5 separate regions of the Mus musculus genome follow, and all the other regions are linked to region 4. Evidence: chromatin loops called from intact Hi-C (ENCODE). Cell type or tissue: left cerebral cortex. All regions are shown on one strand. Each heading gives the region's core, and the rest is flanking DNA. Links, peaks and the distances in the headings are about the cores only.

What was found. Peaks named below come from ENCODE experiments on the same cell type or tissue, not always from the same donor. Only the 100,000 strongest peaks of a DNase experiment are listed, where the experiment ranks them.
Region 1: it touches region 4 in a loop (2.3-fold over the local background); 29 of 42 quality-filtered maps call a loop at or near these places.
Region 2: a loop joins it to region 4, with 2.6 times the contacts of the local background. A loop is called at or near these places in 4 of 42 quality-filtered maps.
Region 3: it touches region 4 in a loop (2.0-fold over the local background); 11 of 42 quality-filtered maps call a loop at or near these places.
Region 5: a loop joins it to region 4, with 2.0 times the contacts of the local background. A loop is called at or near these places in 12 of 42 quality-filtered maps.

What each region holds. Positions count from the first base shown.
Region 1 is chr2:31,036,833-31,043,012 of GRCm38, forward strand. Fnbp1 (formin binding protein 1) reads right to left here. Exons shown (of 17, transcript NM_001177648.1): 12 at 3,573-3,682; 13 at 324-456. Among named protein-coding and RNA genes, the nearest start is that of Gm39786, 43 kb to the left of the region's middle. In left cerebral cortex, for the core only: a CTCF peak has its summit at 3,348; DNase peaks (open chromatin) are centred at 4,745 and 5,278.
Region 2 is chr2:30,977,237-30,983,416 of GRCm38, forward strand. It overlaps BC005624 (cDNA sequence BC005624), which reads right to left and starts at 4,705. Exons shown (of 9, transcript NM_144885.2): 1 at 4,542-4,705; 2 at 4,247-4,306; 3 at 2,763-2,814; 4 at 1,659-1,729; 5 at 656-733. The coding sequence starts at 4,624. Usp20 (ubiquitin specific peptidase 20) reads left to right here and starts at 5,043. Exons shown (of 25, transcript NM_028846.5): 1 at 5,043-5,162. In left cerebral cortex, for the core only: a CTCF peak has its summit at 2,663 (motif pointing left); a DNase peak (open chromatin) is centred at 4,914; H3K4me3 peaks cover 1,533 bases; H3K27ac peaks cover 750 bases.
Region 3 is chr2:31,053,675-31,059,854 of GRCm38, forward strand. Fnbp1 (formin binding protein 1) reads right to left here. Exons shown (of 17, transcript NM_001177648.1): 7 at 5,215-5,343; 8 at 1,754-1,900; 9 at 350-544. Among named protein-coding and RNA genes, the nearest start is that of Gm39786, 60 kb to the left of the region's middle. In left cerebral cortex, for the core only: CTCF peaks have their summits at 2,590 (motif pointing left) and 4,247; a DNase peak (open chromatin) is centred at 4,105; H3K27ac peaks cover 375 bases.
Region 4 is chr2:31,147,734-31,153,913 of GRCm38, forward strand. It overlaps Gpr107 (G protein-coupled receptor 107), which reads left to right and starts at 4,583. Exons shown (of 18, transcript NM_178760.4): 1 at 4,583-4,748. The coding sequence starts at 4,626. It overlaps D330023K18Rik (RIKEN cDNA D330023K18 gene), which reads right to left and starts at 4,558. Exons shown (of 2, transcript NR_040334.1): 1 at 4,249-4,558; 2 at 3,316-3,517. In left cerebral cortex, for the core only: a CTCF peak has its summit at 3,262 (motif pointing left); a DNase peak (open chromatin) is centred at 4,569; H3K4me3 peaks cover 1,852 bases; H3K27ac peaks cover 1,025 bases.
Region 5 is chr2:31,073,420-31,079,599 of GRCm38, forward strand. All of the region lies in intron 6 of Fnbp1 (formin binding protein 1), which reads right to left. Among named protein-coding and RNA genes, the nearest start is that of Fnbp1, 65 kb to the right of the region's middle. In left cerebral cortex, for the core only: no CTCF peak of the experiment used is centred there; a DNase peak (open chromatin) is centred at 3,101.

The sequences.
Region 1 (6,180 bases), core at 438-5,437, 110 kb before region 4:
CAGGTAGGAAAGCCCCCACTGACCAAATTTACCAATCACCTCACAGGACAGACAGCAGGCTCCACTGGGCCAAACTCTTGGGCAGCCATGTAATCACGGATAAAATTATTCTATACTTCCTTCTGACTCAGTCCGGTGACTGTGAGGTCACCCTGGGAAACCCCACACGCCACATGTCAGGCGGGTGGTTTTCCTCTCCTGGGACACAGCCCAGCTCTCCTGTAACACCTACCACTGAAAAGGTAGGAGGTAGGTATGGGGGTTCCCCTGGGGGCCTGCCCAGAGACACCCTTCCCCTTCCAGCTTCTCCCTGTTCTCCACACCTCAAACTTCTGAGCCTCCAGCCGCAGTTTCTCTATGTTCTGGGTGACTTCGGTGAGCTTCTGGTCCAGGCTGGCTGGGTCTCCCATCTGAGGGTTCTTTAGGTACACATCTTTCATTTTGGTGATGGCATCTCTGAGAAAGGGATAACAAGAACACGGGCACTGAGACTGGAGCCAATTGTTTTTTTTTGTTTTTTGTTTTTTTTTTTTGTCACTGTCCTTTCCAGAATACCCCATCCCCAACATCACAGGCTCCACACCACCTTTTACTCAATTTTTTTTTCTTTAAATGACAAGGAGCTGTTGGGCTGGAGAGATGGCTCAGTGGTTAAGAGCACTGACTGCTCTTCCAGAGGTCCTGAGTTCAATTCTCAGCAACCATATGGTGGCCCACAACCATCCATAACAAGATCTGATGCCCTCTTCTGCAGTGTCTGAAGACAGCTACAGTGTACTTAGGTATAATAATAAATAAATCTTTGGGCCGGAGTGTGCAGGTCAACCGGAGCGAGTGGAGTTGACCCCATCAAGCAGAGGTCCTAAAATTCAATTCCCAACAACCACATGAAGGCTCACAACCATCTGTACAGTTATAGTGTTCTCATATACATAAAATAAACAAATCTTTAAAAGAGAAAAGGCACTTTTTTTTTTTTTTTTTTTTGGTTTTTCAAGACAGGGTTTCTCTGTGTAGCCCTGGCTGTCCTGGAACTCACTCTGTAGACCAGGCTGGTCTTGAACTCAGAAATCTGCCTGCCTCTGCCTTCCAAGTGCCGGGATTAAAGGCGTGTGCCACCACCGCCCAGCAAGAAAAGGTACTGTTAAAACCTATCACCCTGTTTGCTTGGCGACACACACTGGTGATCTCAGCACTCAGGTGGTCAAGGCAGGAGGCAAGCCTGGGCTACACAGTGAGACCATCCCTTTGCTTCAGATGAATCTATAAGTTCACTGATTTTAGTGTGTGTGTGTGTGTGTGTGTGTGTGTAGGTATGTGTGCACATGGAGGTCACGTTGGGAGTCTTTATCTGTTGTCTACCTTTTCTTTTTCTTTAAAACAACAACAACAACAACTCTGTATGTGTGTGTGTGTGTGTGTGTGTGTGTGTACATGCGTGCACGTATGCACACTCGTGCCTGTGAGATGCACACCTGTGTGAATACCCAGCGGCCACCGGAGGCAGTCCCGTGCCTGCATCACTCTGTCCCCTTTCCTCTGAGGCAGGGCCTGGAGATCCTGCCGACTCCACCCACCTTGGAGCTTGGGTTAGAAGTGTCTGAGGGATGTTGGGTTTGTTCTGAGTGCTGGAGTCTGAACTTGGAACACAGCATGGGTGCATAATTGCAGAGCCATTTCTCCAGCCACCTCACTTGTTTTGTGAGTCAGGACCTCTTACCAGCAATGGGGTTACAGACTCTCACTACTGTGCCTGGCTTTTTATGTGGGATTAAAGGCGCACACCACCACTGCCCGGTTAAAACACCCTTTTTAACCTCTGAGAAAAACCTCCTAAGACTCCCTGTACCCAAGGCAGAGCTGCACACAGGATGCTAGTCTGTTAGTGACCAGAGCAGACCAGTTACAGTTTGTTTCCAGACCACTATACCGCTCAGAGAAAAGACATACGGGGTGCAATCCTGTAATCCCAGCCCTGGGGAGGATGCAGCAGGAGGATTGCTACTCTGAGTTGAGGCCAGCATGGGTGACATAATGACTTCCAGGGTAGGACTCTTTCAAAAAACAAACAAACAAACAACCATCAAAACAACGAAGGTGTGTTGGGGTGCTTATACCTCCTGTAGTCTCAGACGGCAGGAGGCAGAGAGGCAGGAATCGGAGTTTGCAGTCAACCTGGTCTGCAAATAAACAGACAGACAAACAGACAAGAAGGAGGAGAGGAAGAGAAGAAAGGAGGAGGAAGAAGAAGGAGAAGGAAGAGAAGGAGGACGAGAAGAAGAAAGGAGGAGGAGGAAGAGGAGGAGGAGGAGAAGAAGAAGAAGACGACGACAACAACGACGACGACTACGACAATGGGGGGGGGAGAGGAAGGAGACTTGAGAATCTGCTGGAAGACTAATATTTAATTATCCTCAACTAAAAAGAGAAACAGATTTTAGACTCAAAGGCAGGATATGGGGGAGAGAGGAGAGAATCTTAGCCATCCTTTGTACAAAAAACAAAAAACAAAAACCCCCTTGACCTTTGAGAGAAAACCCCTAAGACTACTCGTATTGAGGCGATGTGGCTGATGCCAACAAGAACTTCACAAGGGCCCTGACAGGGGAGACCCTCACCCTTGAGGTGGAGTCTATCACTGAGACTGTCCGGACCCAGACCCAAGACCCTGTCTGACCAGCAGCAGCTAATTCCGGAAGGCAAGTCGTGGAGAAACGACTGTCTACTGTATGACTACGACCTCAAGAAAGTGTCTACCCTGCACTGTCCCGTCGCCAGTGTGCCCAGAAATAAAACAGAGACACCGTGATGCTCTGCTTGGAGAGTCATGGACACCTGCACCCTGTGCCTTGATGCCTGCATCAGAAGTACAGTCGTGCCAACCTCTGTACCTTGGGGCTGAGGGACGCTCTGGTGGCCTCTCCAGCTCATGACCCTGGGACCCCAATATCTTCCTTCCATTGACTGGGAAAGCAAACAACACTTCATACATTCACTCAGAACAAGAGACCTATGAAAGCTAGCCATGTGTGTTTTGTTTCCCAGACTCAAAATACAACCTCTGCAGAGAAGCCCTGCACTTGACAAACAAAAACACCTGCCAAGAGCCGGGCGTGGTGGCACACGCCTTTAATCCCAGCACTCGGGAGGCAGAGGCAGGCGGATTTCTGAGTTTGAGGCCAGCCTGGTCTACAGAGTGAGTTCCAGGACAGCCAGGGCTCCACAGAGAAATCCTGTCTCAAAAACCAAAAAAAAAAAAAAACCCACCTGCCAAGACTATGCCTTTCTATGTTTTAGAGGCTGAAGAGATGGCTCAGCAGTAAGAGTGTACTGCTTCATCACAAGGAGTAAAGCTTGGTTCCCAACTTGCCTATAATTCCAGCTCCAGGAGTTCTGATGCCCCTTCTGGCCTTTGTGGGTACCGCATGCATGCGTGTATATGCACACACACAGACTCACACAGACTCACACAGACTCACACAGACTCACACACACACACACACACACACACACACTGGATTTCTTCTTTCCAGACTGAGCTTGGGTTCTTTGACAGGGCACATCTGCCTTACCTCTGGTCCGTCTCCTTCTGTATCTCTCTATTGAGATCGTCAACTTTCTGTTGTAGTTTTTTCCTTCTCTGCTCAGGTGGGAAGTTGCTGAAGTCTTCTGGTGTGACACCCTGCAGACACAAACATAAATGAGACACCAGAGAGCCTTGCAGTGCCCCTGGGCAGGAGCAGGCAGACCAAGCCTGCAGACCTGCTGAGCCAGCTATGTTTCCCTGCTGCACCAGCTGAGATGCAAAAATCAAACACATGCAGACCTGGGAAGTCCCACAAATCACCACGTGTCATCTGCAAGGGCCAGAGCAACACAGGGAAGGCCAGGGTCAACCACACCGCAGGAGAGATGGGGGGAAATAGCTCTGACCCAGAAGGAGACCCAAAGACACATTTAGAGACTGCATACTCTGACTATTCCCACCCAGGACAGGAAGTGACGCTTCTCTAATGTAATCCAGTTCCTGTCAGTATTGTGTCTAAGTCTCTGCTTTCCCCTTAGTTGAAGTGTCCCTAACCATCTCTCCTCTCAATGCTGAGGCAGTCAGAGCTCCTGCCCCTGTGAGATGACAGACAGGCTTTCCATTGTGGATGTGAGCAAAAAGTACGATTTAAAAACCATCACCCCCTTCTGGTGTCACTTGTCCCTCGCTGACTCTGGGACCCCAGATTTACTTCCTACAGTGTACAAAACCAACCTCCCGTGCTTCTACTGTCAGAGCGTGTGGTAACACGCCCTGACCCCTTCTCTGCAGGGTTGAACCTGAGGCCTACATGTGCTAGACATGCATTGTACTTCCAGACTACAGTCTCAAACTCACAGTGATCCCCCTGCCTTAGTTTTCTAGGTAGTGGAATTAAAGGGGTAAACCACCACATCTAGCTCCTGATCCCCCCTCCCCAGACTTAAAAGATTTTATTTTAAAATTGTATGTGTAAGTGCCCATAGCCCATATGCACACGTGCACCTGTGTGTTCAGTGAAGAGGGCATTAGGGTCCCTGGAATGAGTTACAGGTGGTCGTGAGCTACAGGATGTTGGAAAAGAACTTGGGTCTTCTGCATTCTCCTAACTACCAAGCCGTCTCTCCAGCTCTGGCTCAGCTGAGTGCAATCCTTCAGACTCAGACTCCCGAGTGCCAGGGTCGCAGGCATGAGTCACCACACCTGGCTGGGACTCTCTTAAGCTCCTACTGCACTGTTGGCTCTTACTGTACTTTCAGTAGGCGCTCTCGGGGAGCTGGTCTTCCTCCAAGGACTGCCTCCTTGGCTTCAAGGCAGTACAAGAGCTCTTCCTTAAGTGAGGCCATTTTCATAAAGAATGAAATGTATTCAATGGACCCAGAGAAAGCCAGGAAATTTATAAAAAGAGATTTTACTTGAAAACCTCAATTCTTTTCAAACAAGAGCGAGACTGACTTGGTGGCCCAGGGAACGTGATTCTGGAATCCAGCTGGATTTGCCAAGCAGCTTACATGGGGGCTTGTGACAGAGGCTTCTAGGCTGATTAGGAGAAGCTGCTGCCGGGGGAGCACAGGAGTCAGCAAATGGCTCGCCCCTTAGGCCAGGTGGAGGTCAGCACTCCATCCTGAGACCCCCTGGGTGTGTGGTGGGTGTGGGAGCGGGAGAGGATGGGCAGTATTCCTGTCACCAGGCCAAGCATGGTCCTACAGGCCAGCGGCTCCCCTCTCCCACGCACACTAGTGAAACATCACTGTCTAGCTTTCTACTCATTCTATTTAAGCACTGAGCTTGGAGGAAAATCCATCTTTACAATATGTATTCATTCTACAATCTGTGGGAGTCAGCTCCATCTTTCAACCATGTGGGTCTCTGGAATTCATCGGGTTAGCACCAAACAGCCCATTCCAGTGAGCCAGCTTGGCGACCCTGATCATTGTTTCCTAGATTGGTGTATGTGTGTGTGTGTAGTTTGAGACAGGGTATCTTGGTTGTTTCCCATTGCATACTCTACCCACACAGTGCTAGGCTTATATACACGTCTGCCTGCTGCTGGGCTTATAAATACTTTCGCCTCTGGACTCATTTTCCCAGCCCTGAGGTTTTGTTTGTTTTGCTTTTAAATCTCAGACGGAACAAAATTCAATGCAAGTCATGGAGTTGTGTCAGCAAGGTGATCTGGGCAGTGGCCAGAGAGCCTTCTAGAACTTTCTGTGATGCTGGGGACATTGTGTGGCTGCACTGTACAGCTACTACAGCTGACTGCCCCACTTGAATGTGGCTGGTTCAGTGGTGACCCGACTCTTAGGACATGTATGAGGCTTGGACGGCATCTGAATGGCTTTGGAGACGCCTGTAAGGAACACTGCAGGCTGGTGGCTTGTGACTGGCCCTAGAAGAGGAAGGACTAGTTACTCATGACAACAAAATCATCATCTTCAATTGATAAAAGGTCCATCGAAGAGCCAGGTCCCTCTCAATAGCTACCCTGGCTATGTCAACAGTGTTATTACTTGAAAACAAGTCACTGGGAAAACCTCACACCTTGGTTGCTATGGAGATTCAGGTCAGCAGCTTCTCATAGAAACTTAGGATCTATAGAAAGGGTGTCTCACCCAATTGGGCTTTTGAAGTTTAGATTTTCTCAAACAAAGCTG
Region 2 (6,180 bases), core at 372-5,371, 170 kb before region 4:
CTCCCTCCATCCCTCCCTCCCAGTCTCTCTCATTCACACACACACACACACACACACACACACACACACACACACACACACACTTGCTTGCACAGTGAACTCAGATTTACCAAGATAAAGGAAAAGTGAGGAAGAATTCCTTAGTGGGAAGGGCTCCAGGGAGGGATACTCTGATACCATGTTTTAAAGGCCTCAATGAAAAAGATTGATACCAGGCAGTGGTGGCACACACCTTTAATACCCAGCACTCAGGAGGCAGAGGCAGGCAGATTTCTGAGTTCGAGGCCAGCCTGGTCTACAGAGTGAGTTCCAGGGCAGCCAGGGCTACACAGAGAAACCATGTCTCCAAAAACCAAAACCAAAACCAAAAACAAGAGAAAAGATTGCTAAGTACATGATAACCCTGTGTTTTGAGAAAATATCACTAATCAAGAAAGGCAAGAGCTGAGAATGTAAGGAGGGAGGACAGGAAACATAAATGCAAACAGAGAGCCACCTTTGACACCTTCCACAGATTCCAAGCCTGAGAAGTGGAGAGGACACAGCCAAGGAAACACGAGACCCTCCGTCTGTGAGGAGACATGTCTGAGTGTCTGTGTCTGGCTGGGGCTCAGCTACAGTCCTCAGACAGACAATGGGCCTCACTGGTACCTACATGTCTGCATCTTCGTCCCTCCGGTTGGTCTCTGCAGAAAACGATGTCCCCAGGTGCAGATCCTCCTCTTCACTGACCCTGAGAGGAGGGAGCAGGTCACAGTCATTGATGCCAAGTTACCACAGAACACACATGAAAACATAAGACACAGGATGGTATGTAAAGAGACAATGCTAGACACATATGCAAGCAGGAAGGCAACGTCGGCTGAGACTTTGGGGAATGAGTGCATTTTTTTTTTAAAGATTGATTGGTTTATGTATGTATGTGAGTACACGTCACACTCTACAGACACACTAGAAAAGGGTACCAGATTCTAGTGAGCCACATGTAGCTCCTAGGAATTGAACTCAGGACCTCTGGAAGAGAGCAGTCAGTGCTCTTAACCACTGAGCCATCGCTCCAGTCTGAATGCATGCTTTCTTTTGCAAACTTTTATAATAGTTAAGTTTCTGTGTGTGCCAAGGTTGTGTCAGAGTGCCCTTCTTTTTAGCTTCTCCCCTTTGTCTCTTACTAACCCAGAGCTCATTATTTTGGCCACCGAGTCTCAGGACACTTACCCGATGCTGGGGTTACAGATACACGCTGTCCCACTAGGCTTTTATGTGAGGGTCAGGGATCTACCTCAGGCCCTCAGCTCTACTTGCTATGCCCTAGTTACTTAAATACACTTACACATTTTCTCAGTTGCTTTATTCAGAGAGGGTCTAGTGCAGCCCAGGCTGACCCTGGACTCCTAATCCTTCTGTTTCCATCTGCAGAGTGCTGGGTTGTCAGTATATCATTTTCTAACTATGTTTTCATGCAAAGCTTCTCCCCATGTCTGAAATAACAAACAAGGCCCTTTTACCCTTTTACAAAAGAATCTTCTCTCTTGGCTCTGAGCCCTCCTGGGAGTTTGTACCTTGGCACACTTATGGTATGCTCTATGCGGGATGTCCCTCCCTGTCCCTGCACACTCAGGCCCAGGCGACAGTGTCTGCACCCCGCTCCCCCCACTTACTTGTCTTTGCCCCGCTCCTTCAGTTTCTTCATGTCCACCATGCCCCCTGTCGCCATTTGGAAAGGATCATCCTGCAGAAAAGCACACAGCTTAGAGGACACATCTAGAACAACAGCAGCTCAGTTAGTGTCATCATCGAGTGTGCTGGTGTGCATGAACATGTATGTGCACACACGTGCAGGCCAGATGTTAACGCTGTGTGTTCTCATCAATCTTTCACCATGCTGCTGCTGTTGTTGTTGTTTTAATTTCTCTGCATGTATATGTAATTGTGCATATTGTGTGGTTGTGGAGGCAAGCGGCCAAACTCAGGAATCTGTCCCAATCACTTTCCACCTTAAATTTCAGAGACAGGGAGGTTACTGATTTGGGTGGACTGGCTGGTCAGCCAGCTCTAGACATCTATATGACTCCACCGGACCCCCTGGTAGGAATACAGATGTAAGCTATCATATATGGCTATTATGTGGGTGCTAGGAGCCTGACTCAGAAACAATGTTAGCACTTTAGCCTCAGAGCCATTTCCTCAACCCTTTGACTTATACTGAGAGAGAGGGTCTCTCAGCTTGCTTATTCCGCTACATTATCCTCTCTGCCTCCCCAGTGCTCAGATTATAGACATGTGCCACCATGCCTAGGTTTTTATGGGATGCCATGGAATCCAAACATGGACTCTTGTGCTTACATAACAAACACTCTGAGCTATCTCCCTGGTACCATGGTTATAGTCACAGGGGCTGGAGAGATGGCTCAGTAGTTAAGAGCATATGCCTTTAATCCCAGCACTTGGGAGGCAGAGGCAGGCAGATTTCTGAGTTCGAGGCCTGCCTGGTCTACAGAGTGAGTTCCAGCACAGCCAGGGCTACACAGAGAAACCAAAAAAAAAAAAAAAAAAAAAAAAAGCACCAACTACTCTTCTGAAGGTCCTGAGTTCAAATCCCAGCAACCACATGGTGGCTCACAACCATCTGTAATGAGATCTGACGCCCTCTTCTGGAGGGTCTGAAGACAGCTACAGTGTACTTACATATAATAAATTTAAAAAATCTTAAAAAAAAAAAAAAAAAAGAGGAAGAACAGCCCCAGAGAGGAGCCAACACTCACCACCAGAGTAGTCTCCTCTTGAACCTTCTCTCCTACCAGCAGGGCAGCCGCACTGAGCAAAAGAAACCAAACCACAGAAAGAGAAACAACACAGAGACAAGGAGGAAATCAGTGTGCTGGCTAGGGTTTTGTTGATCTGACATAAGCTGGAATTGTCTGGGAAGAAGAAACTTCAATCGAGAACCTGCTCCTGTGGACAGTGCTCCTCCCCGTGGGCAAGTGGGCCTGTGTTGTACAACATAGCTGGATGTGAATGAGCCAGGAAGCAGTGTCCTCCAGTCTCTGCTTCAGGCCCTGCCATGATTCCCCCAATAACTGAGGATGATCAGGAAGGGTACAAGTTGTTTTGGTCCTGGTCACAGCAGTAGGAAGCAAACTGAGACAATTGGGATTACATAACTGAGAGAGTAGTGGGCAGTAGTTACAAAAGCCAAAGAAGAACCCAGTGCTCTGCTCGCTGTGAATGGTGAAATGGGGGGTCGGGTGAGAGGCAATGAAGCAGTTGGCGCACGCTCCTGCAAAGCCATTTGATATTCTGGAAATCACAGAGTAAGGTTCTGCCAGTCAAGGGATCTGTATCAGAAGACATATGCCAGAGGAAAATTTATCAAAATGACCCTAAAACCTGAAGCCAAGGCTTGACAGGGACTGAGTAAGCACACCAGCACTGAGCTATCCCCACCATTTCTTGTTTACTTTATGACCCAGGTCTCATAGTTGCTCAGTCAGGCCTTAAACCTGTGATCTTCCCACACAGCTGGGACTACAGTGCTATGGCACTAGGATGGGCCTTGTTGATGCTGAGACCAGTTTCACTCTGCAGGCCCGGCTGGCACCAAACTCATGGTAATCCCACTGTTTCAGTTTCTCAAGTCTGGGAGTCTAGGTGTGAGGCAGCACACAATCCCAGTCAATCTGGTAGCAAGTTATAGTGCACACCCCTGGCAATGCACACGACGCAGCCTTCTAAAAAGGTTTTCTGGAAAACACACACCATGGTCAGAGGCTCACAGTAATATGATGATTTAACTCTTTAAAAGCATGGGATAAACTAAAAAAGAAATAGGTGGGAAATAAATGGAAATATTATTATAAATGCTGTCTCTCTACCTCAAGTTTTTTTCTTTTTCTTTATTCTTCTTATGAAGCCTAGGTTGCCCTCAAACTCCCTGTGATAGGATTGCACCAAACCAGGCTATTGTTTATTTATTATACTTTTTAACCTAAGTTTCCCAAATTCTTATCTCTTAACACGTTGTCAATCACAATTCATCAGTCCAGCTAAAATTTACAGTTAGTGACTTGGAGCAGACCCATAGACCATCAGGTTCAGGGCATGTGACAAACATTTATAAAGAACCTTAGTTCCCTCTATGATCAGTAGAACTGTATGTCAAAGGAGGGATTTGTGACTGCGACCCTAGCTGGAAATTTTTGTTTTAGCTGGAAATCAATGACGCCGCGACCACCCCCGTGGTACCCACCTCACCCCATTTGGCCTCTTCCGCAAGTTCTGCACCTCTCGGGTTTCTTCCAGTTTTAGCCTGGGGGAAAAAAAGGAATAAAAAGTGACGCACAGGTTGAGACCTGCGGAACTCAAAAGCCAAACTCCGTTCTAAGGACATGTCCCTTTGCCGAGTCCCTGATCCAGTGGTCATCGGCAGTCAGACCCATGCGACCCCGGGGCACCTCTCCCAGCCGCGATGTGGCCTTATCCCTAGGAGCCTCTGCGTGGCGCTGGCCGGTATCCAGTCCCAAGCCTGTCTCAGCAACACGTACCGAACCTCCTCTGATTCTTGTTCATCCTCCTCCGACTCCGAGTCAGCCCGGCGCCGGCGGAATGTTTTCCCAGTAATCCGCATAGCGGAACCAGACCCTTGGCGCTGCGTTACCAGACGCGTAGTCCAGGGAACCTCTCTCTTCCGGCGCGCAGAAGTGTCGTCAGAGCGTCGGCTGCACTCAGACCCGCCTCCGCCTTGCCAGGCCACACCCCAAGCCCGTAGGGCCCCGCCTCAGCAGGGCAGGCAACCACTCCGAACTCCGAAAAGCAAGGGCAGGTATTGCCGCGTGGCCACACCCTCGACCACGCCCATCGAGTAACCATGCTCACCGCTCAACAGGACGGCCTTCGAACCACACGGTGAAACCCCAGCAGCACGGCCACTCCCCCGACTCCCGGCATGCTTGGGCACTCACCACTCGCACGGCCACGCCTCCGGCGTGCCCGGTACCGCCCTCTAGTAGGCTGTGACCTGTGACACCGCCCCCGCTCCTGGCATAGGCTCTCCCGATTGGACGTCTGACGGTGAGGAGGCGGGGCGTGGCAGGCAGAGCCACAAGACTCTAGGCAGCGCCGCGGTGGGCTAGCTTGACTGACAGGCGGCGCGGTTGCGACGGCAGGTGAGTTTCTGACGGCTGCTGCCTGCTGCCGGGGGCTGGGCCGCTAGAGCGGGGATCATCGTCCAGCCGCTGGGAGCAGGGGAGGCCTGGCTTTGCGGGGCGGCCAGGACCTGGTAAGAGGTCCCCGCCGCCTATCATCCCATCACCGACTCCCGTGCCCGCCCCGAACCCCCACGGCTCTGGCTTTTGAGCAGGCCGCACGTCGCTTGGAAGGCCAGCAGGAGGCCACTCGGGCTCCAGGGCTCGGACGTGCACATTTATTCCTCACTCACAAAAGCTGATCACCTTGCCGGGGGTGAATATCAGTCCCGGTGCTGACTGTCCATACCAGGTTGGCCTGCAGCCATTCGTCCCTAGGAGAGGTACCACTGACGTTCAGAGGCCAGGGACTGCTCTTTGAGAGCTTGGGAGGACTCGTTTGGCCTGGAGGACTGTCGCTCTGCCATAAGCACCTTACACCCCCGAGATGTTGCGACGGTAGTTAGTTTTTAAAGGTGTCTATAAACACTTATAAGATGGATAAGTGCATGCGTAATAGCTCACATGGGACTTTTAGGGACTCCTTAATTACTAGTTTCCTCTGGAGCACAGCGCTTCTTACTCGACACTTAACTGTGGCAGGCACTGGGGTAAGCAGTCTCTTCTAGAAGCCTTCCATCAAATCCCACGAAGTAGATGCAGTTGGGTCTCTCTTTCAAAAAACGAGGCTACCGAGGCGTAAGAGAAGTAACCCGTACTTCAAGTTCTGCAGCTGGGAGGTGAGGCTGGGTTGGGGACAGAGCTTTCACAGCTGCAGGGTGTGCTTCAGGGACAGCGGGCCTCTGTGGGTCTTCCCTGCTGCTGCTGCAGCTGGTGTGCCAGCTTATGGGCTGGGGGAGGGGCTGATGGACACTTTTTCCAGAAGACTATTCTGAAGCAGGGAGGGCATGTCTGCCATGCCTTGGCTTTTTTCCAGAACATTTTTTTTTCTGAAGTTGTCATATTCCCCTTAGACTGGGACAAAGAGAAAACTCGGGAT
Region 3 (6,180 bases), core at 677-5,676, 94 kb before region 4:
GGTTAACGTGTCAAAACCAAGGTCAGGCTGGCAAGCTTGATTAGATGGGACTCGGTCCCCTTGCTCCCAGCAGTCTGGGAGGATGGGGGTGGGTGACAGGGCTGTGAGGTCAGTGATGTTAGTGTGGGTGACCCGGTCCTGGGACAACGCATCTGCAATAAGACAGAGGCCATGGCAAAGACTCCAACACCAGAGACAGACCGTTTGAATCGTGAATTGAACGCAGCACACTAACTGTCCTCTCTCGCTCTCTGGAAGTCCAGATCTTAGTTTGATTAAGACCAAAAGATAAACTCTGAGACTCTGCATCTGTAGCTCACAGCCCACGCAGGGTCCAAATGGCCAGTACCTTGTTTTTCTTGATGAATGGCCAGAGCTTGCCTCTGGACTTGCCGCCAAATCTGAGCTCAGGCTTGCCTTCTTTGGAGCTGGAAAGGCTGTTGTCTGACACTGTGCGTTTCATTGGCTGTGTGTAATCTTCGAATTCAATGTCTCCAGGAGGCTCGAATCCTGACTTATAGGCTTCTACGACCAGCTGGGAGTCCTGCAATCACACCCAGGGACAGGCAGGTCACCACCAGAGTGGCGATGATACAGACCAAGGAGGACCCAAGAAATGCTACTGAGAATCCCACTCTTTCTCAGCACTGTGGTCCTCAGCACTGTGTTTATTGCTAGAGAGATTGTCTCACAAAGTTTTGCCTCCACCTCCCATGATGCTTTGCTTTTGAAGGACTCATCCTTTGTCCACGTGTTGTATGACGTGTCACTGAACCCTTAAACAGGGTGCCTGGAGGGAGCTTCGCTTAGACGGTTAAACTTTTCTGAGAGATCTTGAACTGGTGACATAATTATGAAGAAAAAAGAAATTCCAGTCAAGGTAAGATTGGTTTGAGCACCTCAGGTAGAAAGCTCTCCTGTAGGATGCAGTCAGAGGGGGGAGGGTGCTGTTCCTTTTGGACCACTGATAATTTTTTTCTTACAAATGTGGCAGAGGCCCCTGAAGGATGCTCAAAGCCAACATGTCTTAATGAAATGGGAGGCAAGATATCTTACCATCAAAACTCTACACAAGAAAACCACCTATTGCCTGGCACTTTCTCTTACAGAAATCTACCATTTAAAACATTCCAAGGCAGCAGGGCACACCAGACTGATAAAACTTTTCAGAGATCATTAAAAGTGGAATGCAGGGAGCCAGGCAGTGGTGGCGCATGCCTTTAATCCCAGCACTTGGGAGGCAGAGGCAGGCGGATTTCTGAGTTCGAGGCCAGCCTGGTCTACAAAGTGAGTTCCAGAACAGCCAGGGCTATACAGAGAAACCCTGTCTCCAAAAACCAAAAAAAAAAAAAAAAAGTGGTATTTTAAACAAAAGGCAAAGGCAATTTTGTCTCCCAAGGGACTTTTGGCAACACCTGAAAGTGACATGGACTATCCAATGAGGGGTGCCATCAGCATCTGGTGTCAAACACCCCACGCCTCTGCAGGCAGCTGGGTCACGGGTGCCGCAGAGAACTTTGAATCTTTCCAGAAATCAGTCCAATCCCAGCAAAACACTTCCATTCAACTTAGTGACATCCCTGCGAGTGTGTTTTGTGAGTGGGGACTAAACCCTGAAGGCTTCAAGAAAGGGCTTTCAGGTAGAAAAAGACAAAGACCACACCCAGCAACTCCCAGGGTCCCTGAAGGAGGTGCTGCTGGTGGGACAAGGAAGGGACGATGGCCCCAGGAGAAGCCCAGAGAGCATGCTTACGTTTTTCTGGTCGATAGACTCGGCCGCCTTCACTATCCCGTCCAGGCACTTCCCGATGATGGGTATCACCTGCCGGTCCACCTCTGCGTACGTCTTCATGGACTCCCCAATACGCACAATCCGCCTCTCCTCCATCTCTTGTATTTTCTGCAAAAATCAGACCGTGTATAAAATGGTCTGCTGCTAATCCAGGTAGTGGTTTGGGGGTGACTACTGCTCCCCTGTGTTTACTGTACGGTCATAGATCAGCCTGCTGTGCTGTGTTCAATGAACGGCTGGGCTGCGTAGTGATTGCTTCACACAACTGTATTGTAATTGCTGGAAGACTCCTGTGATGTGGAACGTTGATTTCAACTGGCAGGATCTACCATCACCAAATATCCTCTGGGCATGCCAAGGAAGGAGTTTCTTGATTAGTTTAACTGCGGTGGGATGACCCACCCTAAATGTGGTGTCATTATTCATTGTGCTGGGGTTCCAGCCTAGGGGAAAAAGGCAGACCCACAAGACCCCTCAGCAGGTGTGACGGCTCATGCCATCAAGCTTGATAACCCAAATCCAAAACCCAGAGCCCACCTAGCAAGGAGAAAACAGTATGTCTTCTGCCCACTGTGTGTGCTGTGATACAAGCATCTACCCCACACATAGCCACATACTAAACACATGAATAAATAAATGTAAAAGTGATATATATATATATATATATATATGGAGAGGGGGCTGGAGAGATGGCTCAGTGGTTAAGAACACTGGCTATTCTTCCAGAGGACCTGGGTTTGGTTCCCACCATCTGTAACTATAGTCCCAGGGGCTTCAGTGACCTCTTCTGGCTAACGCAGGTACTGCATGCATGTGGTGCACAGACTACATACACGAAGACAAAACACTCAAATATACAAAATAAAAATATAGGAAAAAAATTAAAATAAGAAGGTGAGCCAGGCTCTAGCACGCACCATTCCTTGTCCCCAGCTCCTGCCAGCATGTGACCTCCTGTTGCAGTCAGGGCCATGATATCCTGCTCCATACCCTCAACTGGGAGCCAATAAACCCTTCCTTCCTGAAGCTGGCCTTGAGGGAGGACCTTATCACAGTGCCACCGAAAGGAAGTACAACCCATCCCAGTGGCCCTATTATGCTATTTATTATTATTACTTTGTTGTTTGGAGACAGGCTAGCTTTAACATGATCCTCCTGCCTCTACTTCCCAAGTCCTGGGATTACATCAGAGGGGCATGTTTGGTTTTTGTTAGTTTGTTTGTTTTTAGTTTTATTAGAATCCTCCCTGTCAATATACATCCCTCCACTTTCCATCTTTTACAAAACCATTTTGGTAACAGTCTCAACACAACCCAGGCTGAGACAGAACTAGAGTCCTGCCCTCCACAGCACACAGCAGTGATCTCAGCCCCCTACGCTATGACCCTTTAATAACAGTTCCTCATGGTGTGGTGACCTGCCACCTCCAACCATAAAAGTATTCTGTTGTTACTGTAACTTTGCTACTGTTATTAATCATAACGTAAATACCCGTGGTTTTCAATGGTCTTAGGTGACCTCTGTGAAAGGGTCGTTCAATCCCTAAAGGGGTCTCGACCTACAGGTTGAGAAATACTGACCTAAAGGTTTGTGGTGGGGACCCTGAGAACCTCATCAGGGGTTTACTTCAGTCAGTCACTTTGGCTTTTCTACATTTGGAACTCAAATCCTAAAAGATTCCTCAAATGGTGTGGTGATGTAATCCTTGTGTTCTAGAAGCTGAGGCAGGAGGATCACTAGTTTGAGTCTGGCCTGGAATACACAGCAAGATTCTATCTCAAAAACAAATAAGAAACAGACAAAAAGTTTCCAAACAGGAGTGTGTGTGTGTGTGTGTGTGTGTGTGTGTGTGTGTTGACTGATTGATTGATTGACTGTCATGCTGAAATGGAAGGTAAGGCTTGCTGTGACTGTGACAAGCCAGTGCTCCACAGTAAGTGTCACACAGAGTCTCTTATACCATTTTTGAGAACTTGAGATAGAAAAAAAAAACCCAAAAAGATGCAAGAGCCAGTAGCAGCACACACTTTAATCCCAGCACCTCAGGAGGCAGAGACTGGTGGATCTCTGAGTTCAAACCCAGCCTGGTCTACAGAGTGAGTTCCAGGACACAGAGAAAACCTGTCTTAGAAAAATAAATAAATGGGATCCAGGCTCAGTTGGTAAAGTGCTTGCCACAAGGACATGTCAACAGTCATGCAAAAATGCCAGGGCCGGGTCGGGTAGGGTGTAAATAAGCCTAGCACTGTGGCAGCAGAGCTCGGAAGATCTCCAGCACTGGCTGCTGGCCAGCCCAGCTGGGAGGGCAGGCTGCAGATCAGTGAGAGAGCCTGCCTCCACAAAGAATAGAATGGTGGGCCAGCATAGTGGTGCACACCTTCATCCTAGCACTCAAGAGGCAGAGGCAGATGGATCTCTGTGAGTTCAAGGCCAACCTGTCAACAGAGCTAATTCCAGGACAGCCAGGGGGCCACAGTGAGATTCTGTCTGTATGCGCTCTTGCTCTTTCTCTCTTCTCTCTCTCACAAAGATTTTAAAAAGAAAAGGAGAACAATTCAAGGGAAACAATACTTGTTTGTTCAAATCCCACAGCTCTGAATGCTGCTTTGTCTCCTAAAGCTAGGCAGGCGATTCTTGTAGCCAGAGTATGCTTTAAAGAGGAAGCGCTCATCTAAAAGGCACAGTTGTAAAATCTCAGCCCCTGCAAAAAACGAGGGTGCAATGAACACCAGGATGTCCACACAGGCACCCAGTGAACGGCGGGCTAACATTGTGCTTCATTCTTATTGCTGGCCATCGTTTGATCTACATGCTAAGGGGAAACGACTCAGCGGGGGCCGGGGAGATGGCTAGGTGACTAAGATGCTTGTCGTGCAGGCATGAGAACCTGAGATCAATACCCAAAACCTCTATAAAAAAAAAAAACTGGGCGTGTGGGACACACCTGTAAGGGTACCCAAAATAGGAGAATCCATGGGGCTTGCTGGCTAGCCACCCCGAGATTTTAAGATTTATTATTTGTATGTGTGTGTGTGTGTGAGTTTATGTATACTATGTGTGTGCAGATGTCCTCAGAGGTGCCAGAGAGGATGGCAGATCCCCTGGGGCTGCAGTTGAAGGCAGTAGTGAAGTCACCTGATGCAGCTTCTGGGAAACTCCCTACAAATTGACCTCTGACTTATGCACGCACGCATACACACACACACACATACACATACACACACACACACACACACACACACACACAAACACACTCAGGGGACATTTGGGAAGCCAGATGTGTTTATGCATACTTGTTATACCAGGAGGCCGAGGCTAGGAGATTGCCAGCTGAGGTACAAAGTGACTTCCAGGCTACAGTGAGAGCCTGTCCCATCAGAACATCCTGTCTTCACAAACCCTGAGCACTGGGGAGCGCTTACCTGGAAGATGTTGGGGATGTGGGTATGGTAGTATTCCCATTGCTCCTGGTTGAATCTCTGCAGGATTAAGGAGTAATCTGCTTTGCTGTCCTCTGCCATTTGCTGGCGTATCTGAGCTTGTTGTCGTGCCTTGGGGCAAAAGTAAGAAAATACTGTTTATACAGATAGACAAAAGCCTACATCGGGGCATACCACAGCCCAAATCACTTGATAGACTGTCTCTATCTTTTTTTTTTTTAAAGATGAGTCAGTTTGTTCTTTTTTTTTTTTTTTAGATTTATTTATTTATTATATGTAAGTACACTGTAGCTGTCTTCAGACACTCCAGAAGAGGGCATCAGATTTCGTTACGGATGGTTGTGAGCCACCATGTGGTTGCTGGGATTTGAACTCGGGACCTTCGGAAGAGCAGTCGGCACTCCTAACCACTGAGCCATCTCACCAGCCCAACTGTCTCTATCTTACACACTGAAAAATTACTTCTAGGCTACTAAGAGGCTGAGGCAGATCAATCTCTGTGAGTTTGAGGTCAGCCTGGACTACAGCATGAGTTCCAGGCCAGTCAGGGCTGCATAGGGAGACCATGTCTCAAAAAAAAGAAAAGAAAAAAGAAAAAAAAAATTACCCTTTTGTGGTACTGGGGACTGACTGAAGAACCCAGAACCTTATGCTTGCCTACCTGTGATCTCCCACTGAGCCACACCTCCAGGTCAGCAGGTGCTTAAAAACAAACCAAACACAGTCTCAAATCTACTCTATCTATCTATCTATCTATCTATCTATCTATCTATCGAGACAAGGCCTTGAACTCCCTGGTATCACAGTCAAAAGCGCACTCGCTTTTTTAGAAGGGCTCAGCTTTCGCAGGGCACATGAGCATCTATCTCACTTGCTTCGACTGTCTTGTCTGCACCCATGCCATAGAGGATTAAGATCCAGGACTGAAAGAAGGCATGCTCAGATGTG
Region 4 (6,180 bases), core at 378-5,377:
AATTCTTCTTTGGAATAACTTTTACCACTACTAAGAGGAACTGAGAATATCTGCACATTCCGCTCTTTAGTATTAGTCAAATTTAAAGACAGACTTTCTAAAAAATGGCACTGACCTTTATTATTTATTGGTCTTTATGACTTTTACTTATGTGTATATGTGTGAGTGTGTGTGGGTCTCCTGGAACTGGAGTGACAGGCGGTTGTGAGCTTCCTGATTTGCAGGCTGAGCACTGAGCTTCTGTCCTCTGGAAGAGTAGCAAGTGCCCTTAATCACCGAGTCACTCCTCCAGTCCCACATTATTGCCATTGTCATTGCCATCGTTGTCGTCCAGGGTCTCACTATGTAGCTCTGGCTGTCCTGGAACTCACTATGTTGAGCAGGCTGGTTTCTAACCTAGAGAGAGATCCACCTGCCTCTGCCTTCTGGGTGCTAAGACTAAAGGCGTGTGTCTGGGTTATTATTATTATTATATTTACGTGTATGTGTGCCAGATGGCCGCAGGAGCCAGAAGAGGCCACCAGATCCATTGGAACTGTTGTTACAGGTAGTTGTTAGTCACCATGTGGGTTCTAGAAACAAACCCCAGTCCTCGGCAACATCAGTAAGTGCCCTTAAGTGCTGACAATTATCAGTTAAGGAATGAACCTTAAGAAGTAAAAGTTGGATGGCAATATAGTGCAGTGGCTTGTCCAGCATGCACGAAGCCTTAGTCTAATCCGCAGTACCACAGCAAAAAGGGAAAACCTACTTCAAAATTCATCTGTTTACAGTTAAGAGCACTGACTGCTCTTCCAGAGGTCCTGAGTTCAAACCCCAGCAACCACATGGTGACTCACAACCATCTGTAACGAGATCTAACACCCTCTTCTGGAGTGTCTGAAGACAGCTACAGTGCACTTACATATAACAATAAAAAAGATCTTTAAAAAAAATTTTTTTTTTTTTAACGAAAATAAAAATCACTTAAGTAGGGGGTGAGAAGTCGCTCAGTAATTAAGAGCACTGGCTACTCTTCCAGAGGAGCTAGGTTTCAATTCTCAGGCCCCATAGGGTGGCCAACAAATACTTACAACTCCCGTTTCAGAGGATCTAATGGTCCCTTCTGGCCTCTCCATACTCCTGTATGCATGTGGCATGCATACATATATACTCAGGAATACATACATACACATAAGTAAATATATCCCCAACAGGTGACTTTTACCTCAGACTCTCTGTCATGGCTGTTACCATGCCAGCTTGCTTCCTTTTTTTTTTTTTTTTTGTTTCTTTTGGTTTTTGTTTTGTTTGTTTGTTTGTTTTTTAAAGATTTATTTATTGTTATATGTAAGTACACTGTAGCTGTCTTCAGACACACCAGAAGAGGGCATCGGATCCCATTACAGATGGTTGTGAGCCACCAAGTGGTTGCTGGGAATTGAACTCAGGACCTCTGGAAGAGCAGTCAGTGCTCTTAACTGCTGAGCCATCTCTGCAGTTGCTTGCTTCCTTTTTTAAAATATAAACTTATAAAAATCAGACAGGTGCGGTTATAGAGGCAGCTCTCGGGAGGCAGAGGCAGGCGGATTTCTGAGTTCGAGGCCAGCCTGGTCTACAGAGTGAGTTCTGGGACAGTCGGGGCTATACAGAGAAACCCTGTGTCAAAAAAAAACCCAAAAAAACAAAACAAAACAAAAAAAGAGCATGCCCTGCTCTTGCAGAGGACGTGAATCTGGTTCCCAACACCCATGTCATGGGGCCCACGACCTGCTTCCAGCCCCAGGGGTTCTAACCCTTTCCTGGCCTCCAGGAACCTTGCACTCACACACACTCCCCAACCCCACACATACACACAATAAAATAGAATAATACTTCTTTTTTCTTTTTTTTTTTTTTAAAGTAAGAAGCTTTTCATAATACTGGGCAAGAAGCCGTGAGAGTGTTCCATGGCAGTTTCAGTCCTGGTTTCACAGATGCCAGCTAAAACTGCCCAAGGGCTGTATGATCTTCAAAAAGCTACCTAATGTTCCCTGACACTGATCTCACACCTAGTAAACAAGGAGAAAAATCTGGGTTATCTATACAGCTTTCCGGTCCAACAACGCATGCGATGGCCTCGTTCTCAATGAGGCAAGACGGGCTTTTGTCCTGGGCTTTGTGAGCAGGGTGAGTCTGCCTGTGCTGGTGGGCCATTTATACCCAGACAGACTGCCTCTGAACTAATCTAACCAAACCTGATCTGATGAAAGGAAATAAGACATCTCATAGGACTCTTATAAATGACATAACGTAGATCACATAGCCAATCAAGTTCACTCAGAAAATAATTTCTCACCTCTCTGTGTAGGGCTGCAAAAGAGTAATTCCAGAGTTTCCTGCTCTAGGTTTCATTATCTATCTGTAAGGGGGTGGGATCAGATGAAAATCCTGTTCAAACATGGAAGATTGCATATTCAAAAGAGATGGCCCAAGACCCAAGTAAAGGGAAGACAAGGCTAGCCACCAGCCAGCCAGTGTCACTGCCTTTCCCTCCCATGAAACTGAAATGCATCTTAAGATAAACCCCAACCTCTGTGTCTCCACCTGCATGTTCTACTGTTGCCTCTGAAGAGGGTGTGACTGAACTTGGCCTGGTTTTTAAGTCAGGGGAAGGATTCGGGGTATATCAGTGTATGAAGACTGTGCAAGCACAGAGGCAAAACCAGGGCCTCCAAAACCATCTCACTTTTAGTTCCATATTTTCCCAAGTGATTTTTTTTTTCTTTTCTTTTTTTTTTTTGGTTTTTTCGAGACAGGGTTTCTTTGTATAGCCCTGGCTGTCCTGGAGCTCACTTTGTAGACCAGGCTGGCCTCGAACTCAGAAATCCGCCTGCCTCTGCTGGGATTAAAGGCGTGCGCCACCATGCCCGGCGATTTTTTTTTTTTAATTAGACAGTGTAGTCCCAACAAATCGATTTGTTTGTTTGTTTGTTTGGGTTTTCAATTCGAAGTTTCTCTGAGTAGTTCTGGTTGGCCTTGAACTCAGATATCCACTCGCCTGCCTCTGCTTTCTGAGTGCTTGGATTAAAGATGTGTACCACCACCTCCTGGCTCCAAGTGAATTTGTTGAAGTTCACAGTTTGTGGCATTAAAGTATATCATATTGGGCTGAAGAGATGGCTCAGCAGCTAAGAGTTCCTGTTCTTCCAGAAGACTGGAGTTTGGGTTCCCAGCAAGCACAATGGATGGCTGACAACCAAGGTAACTTCAGTTGCAGGGATCTGATGCCCCCTTCTGGTCTCTATGGGTACACCTCATGGCATTTATAAACACACAAACAACATAAAAACAAACTTAATTTCCTATCTATATGTATTTATATATACAGATCTATCATGTTGGGTTAGAGACACTGCTCAGTGGTTAAGAGCACTTACTGCTCTTATAGATAGATACCTGAGTTAACTTTCTAGTACTCATGATGTCAGGCAACACACAACTGCCAGCAATTCCAGCTCCCGAGGATCTGACACCATCTTCTGGTCCTCTCAGGTACCTATACATGGCACACACATACATAAAAAACTTAGAAAAGCAACCAACCAGACCTTCAAAATACATCCTGTTACTAGTTCCAGTTAAAAAGCTATAGGAATCTGATTCTGTCATAGGTGTTCACACACCTACATAGTGGTAGCTGCCTGGTAGTAGAGTTCCCTGTGTTTTTATTGTGTCCTATTTTGCTTAAATAATTACATGCACATACACAAAAGCATATGTTACTTGTGTGTCCAGCTAAAAACAAGAATCTAAGAACTAAACCAACTTGGTTATCAGCTATTTTAATACGAGTGTTTCCTGTAAGCCCTGGTACCAGGGACCTACAACCAAGTCCTTCCATTAAGTGTTAAGGACTAGAAGCTAAGTTTCCAAAGAGACTAAAATAGAAAACATTAAGGCTCAGACTCCAGCGGTGGCATGAAATCACACAAGACAAAATGACGTATCAGTTAAAAATCTGCATGTGATCCCCAGCTCAGACTGGCCAAAATGACCATTTCTTAGAGTTTAGGTAGAACAGAGGAACAGCCTGACACCTACCTCTTATATAATTAGATTGTCCCAAAGATTAAATGCCACTTAAAAAAAAAAAGCCTAGTGGATGGCTTCCTATGGACTCAATAAATCCTATTACTGCAACTATTTCAAGCTGAAGTTTGTGTAAAGGGCCTAGGATGATAATAAGTCAAGGAATCTAAGACAGGCCAGCAATTTCTAAGTTATTACCACCGAAGGCAGTCCAATCATCCGCCAGGGTCAGTGGCGGACATTGCGGGTTCCAGACTTTGGTCCAGGCCCCTCAATCCCCAAGCCCGGCAAGGCAGAAAGGAGGCCCGGCTTGAACTTGCCCCGCCATGGTTGTCATGGCAAACGCTTCAGGGTCCTCACAGGGGCTTTGCCGGAAGTCCGTCCTGGGAGGCCAATTGAAGAGTGCCGAGGTGGTCCGCTCAGGTCCCTGCGTGACCAGAGTTGCGTTTTGCAGTAAAACGATCTCAAGGACCTCGGAGGCGGCAGCCGCGCCCCCTTCCAGAGCACCTCCGGGACGACGCACTTTGACCCGGAAGTGGGTGGGAGAGGAAGCAGCTGGTGATGCTGGAACAAACATGGCCGTCCCGGTACCCCTCGGCCGCTTCGGCTCCTTCTGCCTGCGGCTGCTACGACTGCTGGCGTTGCTGGAGCTGCTGGTCCACCCCGTCTTGGGCCGCGTCCATCACCTGGCGCTCAAAGTAAGGCCTGGCAGGCTGGGGGCAGGATCAGGGAGTGGCGACGGGGGGGTGGGGGGAGCGCGACCGCTGTCCCGGGCTGAGCCAACTTCAGCCCAGCGGGATCTCCTAAGTTCGGCCCCTGAGCCAGGGGGTTTGCGCCGCCCCGTAGGGATGGACTACGCCGTGCGGCCTCCTCGGGTAGTCTGGTCCCTGCAGGTTTGAGGTCCTGAGGAAGGGGCCCAGATGCGGCCTAAATACCCAAAGACCTGGGAGGCCACTCCTGCGATTCCTGCTGGCTTCCCTGGATTCCACGTTGGTGGCAACCTTCCCTAATTCACCCTTTCATAACTTAAATTCCAAGTTCTCTTGTCCGCGATCTCCGCCCTTCTGTGCTCCTTGATCTGGCGCTTTGAAGTTGTGCGGAATCTTAGCCTGTTTCCTTGCTTGGTTTAGGGTGCTCGGTTGACTGACCAAAGCCAGAATCCCCAAGAGGAATTCAAATCTCTCTTGAAATACATGCCTTGGTTTCAAGAAGAAAAAATAAGAAAGAACAAGCCTGAGGATTTAAACTCAGCATCCAAAGTGTTTCTAAGTAGTGGGCCTTTTTCATTCCCGCTCTATGGCCATTGCCTAAGGAAGATGTTTATGACAGGCCTGAAGTGACCACCAAGAACCGCTATGGTAGCTAACTCACAGTAGAAAGTTCTCTAAGGCTTACACAGGATTGGCAGCCGGTTAATATACCTGGAGAACAGAAAGTGACATCATTATGACTCAAAGCCTTGTACATTTTCCTAATAGTCAGTGTACCAAGAAGTTGCGGATCTGGACACAGCTGTCTGTAAAAACACTTTCCATTAGGTGTGAAGGATAAAGGCTTGTGAATGTAGCGTTTAAAGGGTCCAGACAGACTGTAGATTTGAAACCTGGCCAAATCCATACAGGCACACTTGGGCTGTCTGCTTTTGATTGTTAAAATGATCTTGAAGCTGGGCGGTAGTGGCGCATGCCTTTAATCCCAGCACTTGGGAGGCAGAGGCTGGCGGATTTCTGAGTTCGAGGCCAGCCTGGTCTACAAAGTGAGTTCTAGGACAGTCGGGGCTATACAGAGAAACCCTGTCTTGAAAAACAAACAAACAAATGATCTTGAGTAAAGTGACTCTTACCTACAGCAAGACAGATCAATCTTGGCTCCTTATAAAATCCACTGAAAGCTGTAGGCACTCTCCCCAGAGAAATGCTTTTTGAAGTAAGACCATCTTACATCTTAACAGCTTTCTTGGCCTTTCTGTAGCTTCATAATCTTGGTACAGTTTAATCAAGGTATCCAAGTTTGCAGATTCATCACTCTGAGGGTAAGAACTCCTGATTTCTAAAGTCTCGCATTTTGAGGTTTGCAGATTGTTTTTATTGGGTATATAATTTAGCTGAGTTTATAAAGCTTAGGAATTAG
Region 5 (6,180 bases), core at 506-5,505, 74 kb before region 4:
GATTGGACTGAGAACTACCCATGAGGTGAGGCACTTCTGGGTGAGTCTCAAGGGCTTGTCCACAGAGGGAGATGAGGGTTCTGGCACAGCCAATGGACTAAGCCTTCCATTGAGTTAGCATTTGAGCAGACCACTGGGAGAGGATGGGCCGTCTCAGGTGAGGCGTGGCTAGAGGAAGCAGGTCCCTGTTTCTGAAGAGCTCTTGTCCTGCCCTCTGTCTGGGTCTCTTTTTGCTGGTTTCTGTGATGGGAGCTGCTCCTCTATACCATGCTTATTCTGCTAGGACAGAAAGAAACTTCTAGAACCTTGAGCAAAGCCTTTCCTCCCTCTAGCTGTTTCTGCCAGGCCTTTGGTCACAGTGATGATGACACTAACAGGCCACTTGCTTTTCACGGAATGTTCGCCATCCATATCCGACACTCTTTGTGTGTCTTCTCTTAGTCGGAGTCCTCATGAAGGCATCTATTATGACCTAACTAGTGCGAAGCAGTACTTGCCCAATGAGTGCTCTTCTGAACGTCTAGATGCTTGCAACTCCTTGAGGCCACCTATATTCACTTGATTAGCAGAGCATTAAAGCCATGTGTAGTGGCCACGTGCCTTGGATCCCAACATTTGTGAGCCTGAAGCATGAGGACTGTGAGCTGGAGGTTAGCCTGGGCTACTTAGCAAACTGTGCTCTCAAAAACCTAATGTCGGTTGGCGAAATGGTTCAGTGGGTAAAACACTTGTATGCTTGATGGCCTGAGTTTGGTCTGAAAAATTCACAGTGGAGAGTACTGTCTCCCAAAAGCTGTCCTCTGACCTTTGTGTGAGATCCGTGGCACACACATGTGGTCCTGTAGGAGAGGGCTAGGCCACCCCACTTAGCATTCATCACAGGCCACGGAGACCTCAGACAGCCCCCGAGGTGTATAATCCTATTCCTTAAGAAGGAAACCTCAGAGATAAAGTAAATTGCCTCCGCTCTTCCCATTAGTAAGGCAGGGATACACTCTCTGAGCCGTGGACGGCTTCCTGCCCCTGCAGGAGCTAAAATGTTTGGGGTTCACTGGATATTTTTGCAAATTAACTCAAAAGCTGCAGCTTTGCTTTTAGAAGGAAATGCAGTCTCCACAGCTCTGACCCCTGATTATAGCCCAGAAACAAACACAGAATAACAAAGTATCTTTTAGGGACCCACTTATAAAAGACCAATATCTACGATTTTCCTTTTAGTTTTCTACAAATTTCTCTTGGTTTAAATGAAAAGTATTTTAGCTTGGTGTGTCTCAGGAACTTGGTAGGCAGAGGAAAACCGATCTGTGGGTTTGAGGGCAGCCTGGTCTAAAGAGTGATACCCTGTCTCAAGAAAGACAAGTATTGGGCTAGAGAGAAGGCTCAGCAGGTAAGAACACTGACTGCTCTTCCTAAGGTCCTGAGTTCAAATCCCAGCAACCACATGGTGGCTCACAACCACACCTGACGCTCTCTTCTGGCACTTCTGAAAACAGCTACAGTGTACTTATGTATAATAGTAAATAAGATCTTAAAAAACAAAACAAAGCCAAAAAAACAAAAAACCACTGGTTGCTTTTCCAAATGACCAAGTTTCAATTCCCATGACATACATGGCATTGTCTGTAACTTCAGTTCCAGGGGATCTGATACCCTCTCACAGACACACATGAATGCAAAACACTAATGTACCTAAATATAAATGTACCTAAAGATAAATAAATCATTGCTGGGTAGTGGTGGTGGTGGCACATGCCTTTAATCCCAGCATTCAGGAGGCAGAGACGGGTGGCTCTCTGAGTTTGAGGTCAGCCTGGTCTACATTGCAAGTTCTAAGACATCCAGGGTTACAACAGAGAAACCCTGTCTCAACCTCCTCCTAACCCCCACCCCCAAAAGCAAAGAAAGTGTTTTTAAATTCTTCTAGGTTCCAAGATGAAGCTGCAGTTGCAAAATATATTTCCTGCATTTGTACCAACTAGTTCCTAGTTCCTCTTTTGATCTTTCTTTCTTTCTTTTTTTTTTTTTTTTATTGTTTTCTAGATTGCTGCCAGGCTATGGGTGTCCCAGGTACTGACAGGACCACACCATTGCTGTCTTTAAGAAACTTGCTGGGGGCTGGCGAGATGGCTCAGTGGTTAAGAGCATCAACTGCTTTTCCGAAGGTCCCGAGTTCAAATCCCAGCAACCACATGGTGGCTCACAACCACCCGTAAAGAAATCTGATGCCTTCTTCTGGAAGATCTGAGGACAGCTACAGTGTACTTACATATAATAAATAAATCTTTAAAAAAAAAAAAAGAAAGAAAGAAACTTGCCTTCCCGGGAGGAAGAGGCAGGCGGATTTCTCAGTTTGAGGCCAGCCTGGTCTACAAAGTGAGTTCCAGGACAAACAAACAAACAAACAAACAAAAAAACAACCAAAAAACTTGCCTTCCATGGCCTTCCTGAGTCCTGCAGGATTCCGTCAGAGAACTAGTCAGACACTTTCATCCAAAACAAAATTAGGGGCAAGCGAGAAAGATGCTTACACATTCAATAAAGATGCAACTCAGTTGCCCAGGGACTGCAGAGGAAGCACGCAACCATGTCATTCCAGATGTGTCCAAAAGCTGAAGGAGCGGCGAGCTGGAGACACACACTATTTCCTCAAATGGTAAAGCAATTTAACACTCTGCCGCCCATCTGTATCCAGTCTCAGCAGATCTGCGCCCCTGGCCCCTGCTTCAAGCACTAGAACTGGGTTCTTAGGGTGGCTGTGTCCTAGGCTGCCCATGGCAAGGGTCTTAAGATAATTACCAGACAATTGTGTGAGCAAAGTACCTTCTTGCTTAATAATGGCAGAGGTTCTTGGCTTCAATTTAATTTTTCTCTTTAAAACAGTTTATCATATAATCTAAGACCATTAAAACACACCACATATACACACACTCTCACATGATCTATGGACATCTAAAATATTCTATTTTATTTTTAATTGTGAGTGTGTGTGCGTGTATATGTGTGTGTATTCTGTAGGGACCTGAGGAAGACAGACGAGAGCGTCAGATCCCATAGAGCTGGAATTACATGCAGTCATGAGCTTGCTGTGGGTTCTGGGGAACTAAACTCTGGTTCTCAGCCAAAGCAGAGCACACTCTTAACCACTGAGTCATCGCTCCAGCCCCACAACACTTTTTTGTTTTTTGGTTTTTCGAGACAGGGTTCTCTGTATGGCCCTGCTGTCCTGGAACTCATTCTGTAGACCAGGCTGGCCTCGAACTCAGAAATCCACCTGCCTCTGCCTCCCAAATGCTGGGATTAAAGGTGTGCGCCACCACTGCCCGGCCACTTTTTTTTCCCCCAAGACAGGGTTTCTCTGTATAGCCCTGGCTGTCCTGGAACTTGTTCTACAGACCAGGCTGGCCTTCAACTCAGAGATCCACCTGCCTCTGCCTCCTGAGTGCTGGGATTAACAGCATGTACAGCATCCTATCTCTGACACATTTCCTTAACTGATGTTTTCTATGGGAGGACATAGCTCACTGTGGGCGGTGCCAGCCCTGGGAAGGTGGTCATGGTAGTATAAGGAAGCAGGCTGAGCAAGCCACGGGGAGCACCCAGTAAGCAGCACCCCTCCGCGGCCTCCGAGTTCTCGTCCTTACTTTCCTTCATCACGGATTGTAAGTAACAAGATGCAATTCCTCTTTTCCTCCTCACGTTGCTTTTGGTTATGGTATTTTGGTTATGGTATTTACCAAGGCAATGAAAAGGCAAACCAGCACAGGCTTCACAGTGAGTTCCGAGCCAGGGCTACAGAGTGAGACCCTGTCTCTCTCTCTCTCTCTCTCTCTCTCTCTCTCTCACACACACACACACACACACACACACACAAAAGGAATCAAAACTAAAGCCTGAAATCAGGGGTGAGCAAGATTGCTCAGAGGGTAAAGGTGCTTGCGGCCAAGTCTGACAATCTCCAGAGCCCACATGGTGGAAAGAGAAACCCAACTCCTGAAAGCTGTCCTTTGACCTCGACTGGTGAGCTAATCCCCCCCCCATGAATATCTAAATACAAAGACAAATGTAAAATGCTGGACTTAGCTTCGTGGGAAAAAGTGAGAGATTCTAATTCCATGCCCAGGACCTAAATCAACCACACCCCAGCTTCCACTCCTCTGTCCATACTGCTTATAATTCTCCCTTCATAAAGACTCAGGCCCACCTCCTGTCCAACTTCAAAATGGAGACATCTGTGTTATGGCTTCAACGCAACTACCTTCAAACTCTTAAAACTTTTATGCTTTTATTGCCCTTACTTCCGGGAGGGGTGATCTGAGAGTCTTTCTCTGTCTCCTAGGCTGGCCTGGAATTTGCTGTGTTGCCCACACTGGGCGTGAACGATCACCCTGAGTGCTGGTGTTACAGCTGTGATGTTCCCCCCCACCACCATACTTTTAGAAGTCATCTTACCATAGAAAAATGGGAGGCACAGTCTCACAGAAACCGGTCTGCTCTTTGGAATTTATATTGAGAATTCTAGTCTAATTTAACCTTTTTGTTTTGTTTTGTTTTGTGGTTGGTCTGGAATTGGTAGACAAGCCTGGCCTCACAGTCATGGAGCTCCACCTGCCTCTGCCTCCCGAGTGCTGGGACTAAAGCTGAGAGTCACCACACCTGGCAATAATTTAACTTTTCAGTATTTCCTCAAATTGAGTCATGTAACAAAAAGCCCTCAGGATTAGACCAGAGAGAAGGTCGCCCAGGTGGCAATGGCGCGCACCTTGTGTCCTAGCAGGCGGATCTCAGTTGGAGGCCACAAAATGAGTTCCAGGACTACAGAGTGAAACTTTGTCTCCCCCAACCATGCCCCCCCCCACACACACACAAAGGAAAAAGGAAGAAGGGGAGGGAGGAGTGAACACACAATAAACATCTAGAGAGTTCTGCCTTGTCACCCCTCTCGAAGTGTGGAGAGAAGCCGCACAAACTCTTTGTGGCTAAGAGAGACCATACATTGAGACTGGAACCACAGAAGAATTGTATTTCCAAGAAAAGTAAAGGGTCAGGAGATGGCTCAGTGGTAAAGACATCTGCTGCCAAGCCTGACAATCCAAGCTCTGTCGCCAGCACCCACACAGTTGAGGGAGAGAACCAACTCCTGAAGAGCACTGTGGGACACACACACTCATACACACACACTCATACACACGTGCACACACTCATACACACACTCACACACACACACACTCACACATGCACACACATACACACACACTCATACACATACATACACACACTCATACACACACATGCACACACATACACACACACTCATACACATACATACACACATGCATACATACACACTCATACACGCACATGCACTCATGCATACACACTCATACACACACACTCATACACACACGCACACACATACACACACTAATACACACACTCATGCACATACACTCATACATACATACATGCACACACATAAACACACTCATACACACACATGCACACACACTCACACAAACATACACACACTCATACACACACGCACACATACACACTCATACACACACACACACGAAAAACAAAAATTTGACACTGCAAGTTTATAAAAGACAAAGAACCCAGCTCAACCATCACTGTCTATCTCTGCAGCTGCCTGTAGCAGCCACTGCCTGTAGTTTGTTAGACAATGCCCTGTCTTGCAGTAGAAGTTACAGAAGAGACAGCAGTCACAGGACAGGGTCAGGTTCTGCACCAGGCCTCAGCTACACTTCAGTTTAATGCGGGTGTGTAGAAAACAGTGCACTCTCTGTCGGGAAGCTGCTTCTCAGGCTGCTTGTGTTGATGGCCTTCCCCTCCCAAGCCCTACCGGGCTGGCAAACCATGGCACTTTGGGGACTCCAGGAACCCCTGCCGGGCTTATCCAGCATGGCTTGATTCTAAGCAGTTTCATGGCGATCCTGACATCACAGTTTTTGCCACTTGAAAGTCATTCCAGAGTCATCTACAGGAAAGCCACTGCTCGCTGAGCATTGGGGAGGCCATGGAAGGCAAGTCCCTTTAAGGCCTCAATGGTGACAGCCACACCTCACCAGCAGTAAAGAACAAAGGACCAGAAATGGATTCAAACAGTTCAAATATTAGAGATCCCGTCAACTTGCTAGATTTTCTGAAAAATAAGACATA